Regions from separate parts of the Homo sapiens genome. Here region 2 is linked to region 1. Evidence: read pairs that join two places in POLR2A ChIA-PET (ENCODE). Cell type or tissue: GM12878. All regions are shown on one strand. Links, peaks and the distances in the headings refer to the core of each region. The heading gives the core; the rest is flanking DNA. Region 1 overlaps BMAL1 (basic helix-loop-helix ARNT like 1). Region 2 has its middle 96 kb from the start of RASSF10.

The links. Peaks named below come from ENCODE experiments on the same cell type or tissue, not always from the same donor. Only the 100,000 strongest peaks of a DNase experiment are listed, where the experiment ranks them.
Region 2: POLR2A ChIA-PET joins it to region 1 with 8 read pairs; 2 of 35 experiments call an interaction of 5 or more read pairs at or near these places.

Annotation. Positions count from the first base shown.
Region 1 is chr11:13,317,458-13,320,373 of GRCh38, forward strand. All of the region lies in intron 2 of BMAL1 (basic helix-loop-helix ARNT like 1), which reads left to right. Among named protein-coding and RNA genes, the nearest start is that of BMAL1, 41 kb to the left of the region's middle. In GM12878, for the core only: no CTCF peak of the experiment used is centred there; no DNase peak of the experiment used is centred there; H3K4me3 peaks cover 747 bases; H3K27ac peaks cover 1,408 bases.
Region 2 is chr11:13,104,252-13,107,167 of GRCh38, forward strand. No RefSeq gene overlaps it. Among named protein-coding and RNA genes, the nearest start is that of RASSF10, 96 kb to the left of the region's middle. In GM12878, for the core only: no CTCF peak of the experiment used is centred there; a DNase peak (open chromatin) is centred at 1,485.

The DNA.
Region 1 (2,916 bases), core at 185-2,684:
AAATGCCTGGACAGCACCTGGCAAAGAAGAGCCATTATTTCAATGGTCACTATTGTTTAAAATCGTTATGGTAAACAATACCTGACAGAAGTTCTTAGAGGTTCATTGACAGTAAATTGTGGGCAATGCACTGAGTTATTATTTACTCTAGACCTGAGAAATTCTCCCTCTCCAAGTTTTGTGCCTTGTATAGCTAAATAAATATAAACAATTTCCTTAGAATTTGATACAAACAGCTACCATTGTCTTCACAAGTATGTTAGAAATACTTTCTTAATAGCAACTACTTGACTGTTTTGTTTTTTATCTCCATTCCCTGCCATTACTCTGCCTCTTCCCATCTTTCTGAAATAAAAGTGAGCCAAATTAGCCATTTAAAAAATACGTAGATACTTTCAGGCAGAGGTTGAAAACTGTCTACCCCCTGGCTGCATCTGGCTTGCAGATGTGTTTTGTTCAGCACTCATAGTGTTTTAAGATGTTTAAATTAGTGGCCAACATTTAAAAATGGGTAGATTTTTGAATCAAAATCCAGATTTCCAGCTCTTCATAAAAAATCAAAGGTCTAGTGGGCCTGGGCCCGTCTTCCTTGTGGCAGTGCGGAAGAGTGGTGGTCCCTCCCCTGGGAGCTTGTTTCTCCAGCCTGCCTCCGGCTGGCCCAGCCTCACTGTACCTTTCCATGGCCTGCTTGGCCCCTGTAGGAATAGAGTTTGTAGTCTCTGCTTAATATAACTAATACCCCTTAGATACTGTGTATCAGTTTAGAATTATTTCCACTAGCAACTGTGACCATAGGTAGGAAGGATATTTTACTTGCTAAGTTGTCATTCTTATGATAGCCCAAATGGCTATAATAGTATTTTAGGCTCTTTTGGATTTAATAGAATTACCTTCTCTCCTCTCTGTGGGATTTCCTCATTAACAATTTTTAAAAAGTGTTCAGCAAGGCTTATATAGCAACATAAAATTTTAAATAATGCAGGATATAAATTTCTATAGCTGCTATTGAAGGGGGGTTGCAATCAAGTGAACTGCTTTAATTCAACAATTTATGGTGTTGTAAATTTGAAAAATAAAAGACACTTAGTTTTTTTTTTTTTTTTTTTTTTTTTTCAGAATAAAATAATTAAATAGTTGACCTTTGGCAGAGTCTTTGTTGAAATAGGCAAGGGTTTTGAGCTTCTCAGAACTTGAGACCATTGCCTTCTGGAGTCTTTCCTCAGATGAGTCTGTGCCTCCTTCTAGCTAGTGCACTCTGAGCACTGTGGCCACATCTGGAGGGTGGAGAGGAGACTTAGCTTCCAATGGTGGTCACTCTAGGGGAGGGGGGCCCTTGCAAATACCAAAATTTTTTTAAATTATTATTTTATGAGCTTTTAAAAACTTTTTTGTTTTTGTCATCACAAAAGTAATAAACACTTGTGATAAATTCAGACAACACTGAAGTGCTTTAACATAAGCAACAAAATCTTCTGTGACCTCCCCCAACCTTTTCCAACCATTCCCCAAACATAAGCACTTTTGAGAGTTTGCTTCTTATACTCCTGGACTTTTGCATTTGCTTGTTTCTCTCCACCCCTACCCTTTGCCCTCAACCACGACATAGATACTTTCCCTTTTGTTTTCTAAAGATAGACTGTCCCTGTGCATGGTGTTCTGCAACTTTCTTTTTACAGCTGTCAATTATTATGGTTATTTTTCCAAGTCCATATGTACAGATAAATGTACTTGTTACTTTTAAAAGTTGTACTCCATGTTATGGTTGTATGTTAAGTAAATTTCGTTTTGTATTGATAGACACTCAGGTTGTTTCTGACCTTTTGCCATTGCAGTCATTGCTGCTGTGGAAATTTTTGTGCACACGTGTGAACTTTTGCCTGAGATTTTCTTTGGTATAGATACATAGAAGTAGGACTTTTGGTTTAAATGGTTTGCTGTTTAAAATTTGAATCCATAATGCCAAATTACCCTCCAAAAAGGCTGTACCAATTCATGCTCTTCCTAGGAGCATCCCATTATGGCTTTGCTAATCTAGTTTTTGCTTACACATGTGTAAGAAAGTAAATCTTAAAAGCCTCACAAATAATGCCATCAAAATTACACGTTTATCTTAGAAAAGCATTCAGAATATATGTCTGTAGATTTAATTATATGATTTTTATATCTTGACTTTGATGGTGGTTATCATCCTGCAAGGTGACAAAAAGTTCCCTAAATACTGTACACAATTATTAAATAATTATTAAGGATATCAGTTGTGCCAGGTAGCCTTTGGAAGAATTACAGCCAAATCACAGCTTCCTTTTCCACAGCTCTGCCAGGCTGGCTTGTCTTTCCCACCAAGGGCTGAGCCATTAATACTGAGGCTGGGTCAGCATTTGAAGGGGCCCTGCCAGGGAGTGCCAGGCCTTGGGCCCCAGAGACCTGGGGAGTGGGAGATGGCAAGTGACTGCTGTGAGGCTGAGACAAAGTTTTTGCCTACAACACCCCATGGCTGTTTCCTTTACTGAGCTAGATGAGGAAAGCAAAGGGAAGTGATGGTCCAAGACTTCTGGTGGTCACTTTTGTTCATAGATTTCTCACAGGAGTGCTAACATTTAGGCTCATGTTTACGAAGGTTTGAAACCTTAGCATTTGGGAAGGATCTGCAAATTCTCAGCCAGGGGCCTTAACTGATCACAGGTAGTTGTGAACTCTTGGTCCAGGCTGTATCTCAAGGCTTCTTCTTAGAAGGACAGGTCAGCTTACCACCTGCTAACTGCATGTGAAATTTTGAATTCTGCCTTCTCTAGCTCTCCTCTCTGGCTCTGAGCTGGTATCTGGCATTTGCAAACAGTTTACCCTTTGTTGACTTCTTAGCACTAACCTCACTTTTATGAGTCTGAGTAGACTTGATACCCAGGCCATTTATCCTTT
Region 2 (2,916 bases), core at 218-2,717, 210 kb before region 1:
GCCATGTGAACAAAGGAATAGAGGAAGGAAAATACAGGGCAGGTTCGGGGAATGTTCTGCTGTGACTGGAGCAAAGGGTGAATGGAAATCCAGTATAGGAAGCTGAGGCTGGATAACCAAATTACAGCCAACTGGTGGGAGAGTCTTAGACCTTGAGATTTGGGAGGATCCCTAACCCACCTTCTTCATTAGAGCAATAGAAGAGAAACAAGACCAGTGTCTTGGAGAGTATCAATGGCTGGTCAATACCAAAAGGCAAGTAAACGGCAGAGATGGAGGCTAAAGCTCCTGACTCTGAACTCCCTCCCCAGTTTCTTCTTCGCTGCAGCGTGCTGCCTCCTTTGAGATGGATATGGGAGGCAGGTGGAGTTGGTGATGGGACAGAGCTCTCCTGTGTGTTGCCCAGCCTCATTGCCTGCTTTCCTTCTCCAGACACAGTGTAATATCAGTGTTGGCTCCAAACAGCCAGGAGTGGCCAACATGACACGTACCCCTCTGTCCCTATCCTGTGCTGTCAAGCACCTTGTATATAGGCTGTTCCCAAGAGCAGACCAGGAGTGAAGTAGGGCAAGGGGCCCCATTCTTCTCAGCCCAACCAGCACTGGCCATTTCCTCTCTTGGCATGATTTTAGAATTTCCCATTCTCCTCCCTACTGCATTTCCTGCTCAAAGTAGATTTTTTTCCTAGGTCAACTCAGCTGCTCTCTAATTCGGGCAAAACTAGAGATGCAGAGAAAAATGAGAACCTGTTGGGGTTATTTTGGCCTATTGTTCCACACTACAGAGACATTAGATAACGACCTGATCCTGTACCTCTCCTACTCCGCCCCATCCCACGACCCTGGAAGGCATTGTTTGAGTGTTTTGTTTGCATTGTTCAGAGGTTCTCTTAATCTAGTTCAAATTTAAACCTTGATGAAAAAGACAGGTGCAGGCAGCTCTGTGGCTCTCAGTTATTGACCACTCTGTGCAAAAGCCCACACCATGCACACACGTCTTTGCACTGTCCACCATTTGTCCCCCACTTCCTCTTCCTCCCTGTCTGTCTTCCCCACTATTAATCCTTTGCTCCTATCCAGCTGGTCTCTGGATTATTCCCTGAACTTGCCTTGTGTTTTTCCACCTAAAAGCCTTTGTCCCCACCACCTGTCCCCATAAAATGTCCTCCCCACTTTTTTCCATCCAGCCAGATCAGATTCGTTTCACCCTCATTCAACGCCAACTGTTAGTTGGCACTGGGCCAGCACACGTTATCTCATCCTGCAAGGCCTAGCATACATTTATTCTTATCTGGGAAGCTTTCTGGGGCTACCCCAACTGGAAGTGACTACTTCCTCCTTTCTCTCACACTTATTGTCTGTACTGCTCATTTGGTGCTTAATACATCCTAGTACTTTACAATTAATCATTCACTTGCTCATTCATTCATTTAACAAGTATTTACTGAGTGATTATTATTTTGCAGACACTGTGGTAGATGCTGGAGAGATGCAGATGCAAAAGACACCCTGGTTGTCCCCTAGAAACTCACTCTAGTGGTCAAAATTGACACATCAGAAGCTGCTTGTCATAAAATGATGAGTATAGGTCACACTTCAGAAGTCCAGCAGTGGGGCTCCATGATGAATGAGTAAACAGTGGCTCTGTGAAGGTGGAGAGAAAGCGCATTTTCGGAAGGTAGAGGAAGAGCAGGTGCCCAGAGCTGAGGAGCATTGGAATAGGGCTACAAGCAGCACTTGCTGCTGGACCAGAGAATGTTGCCAAAGTATAGAATGTGCAAGATATCATTGGAGGACCTGGAGTTCCAGTCTTAGAGCTTGGCTTCATTCTGAGAGGCATGTTGTGCCATTGAGGGTTTTAAGCAAGGGATTGATTCAAGCTTTGTGGTTTAAGATCACTCTGGCTACTTTCTGAAGGGTGGATAAAACCAGGGAGAGATTTGAGGCAGGAAATTGTTAGGAGGCTGTGGCAATAACCCAAGGCAAGAGACATGAAGGTGGTAATCTCTGCCTGAGAAATGAAGAGACTCGATTTGAGAAATACACAGGATGTATAAAATTATACCGCAGTCACAGCTCTGGAGGCCCTCACAACCGAAAAGTGTGCATAAGTACAATTCAATGTATGGAACCTGTCAAGGATTAAAAAAGTGCTACCAGAGCACAGGAGAGATGGCAGATGACATTGTCTAAGAAATGTGGACCATGTCACGGACTTGTCATTCCTATAACATGGCTATTTATGCACATGTGTCAGACCTCTTCTCCTAGATTTTAGGCTCACTAAAGGCAGGGGACATGGAAAAGCTAAAGGACATCAGCTCTTGTCACAAGCAAGGCCTCTCTGCTCTCCACATTGTGGGTAGGGGTGTCCCAGGGAACTATGTTTGTAGCAGGCAGGTCAGGAGTTTCTGCAGCAAGGGCAGGGCAGGGAAAAAGCATCAAGACATGCTATGAACAGGCCACAGGGGTGATGTCCAGAGCACAGAATTGGAGCCAGGCTAGTCTAAGTTCACATTTCTGCTCCGCTGTCAGCCAGCTATGTGACCTTGGGCAAATAACTTAAGTCAAATTCAGTACTGAGTCAATTTCAGTATTATGTGAAAAATAAATGGAAATCTCTAGGCATGTACCTAGTACCTCTAGAGTACTCTTTGTTATAGATGTAGGTATCACTGATGTTGGCATCTCTTTTCTTATCCCTTCCCCTCACTAATCTGGGAGATCCCTGAGTGCAGCAGAGACTACATCTTACTCATATTTTACCCTCATTTTCTGCCACAGTACTTGCTGCACAGTAGCTGCTCAATCGATGTTTGTTGAATGAGTTCATATGAGCACTTACAATGTTACTTCTGAGCCCAGTAAAATTCCTTAATTTAGATTCACTGCCTACCCCTGAGATAGCACAGAAAAG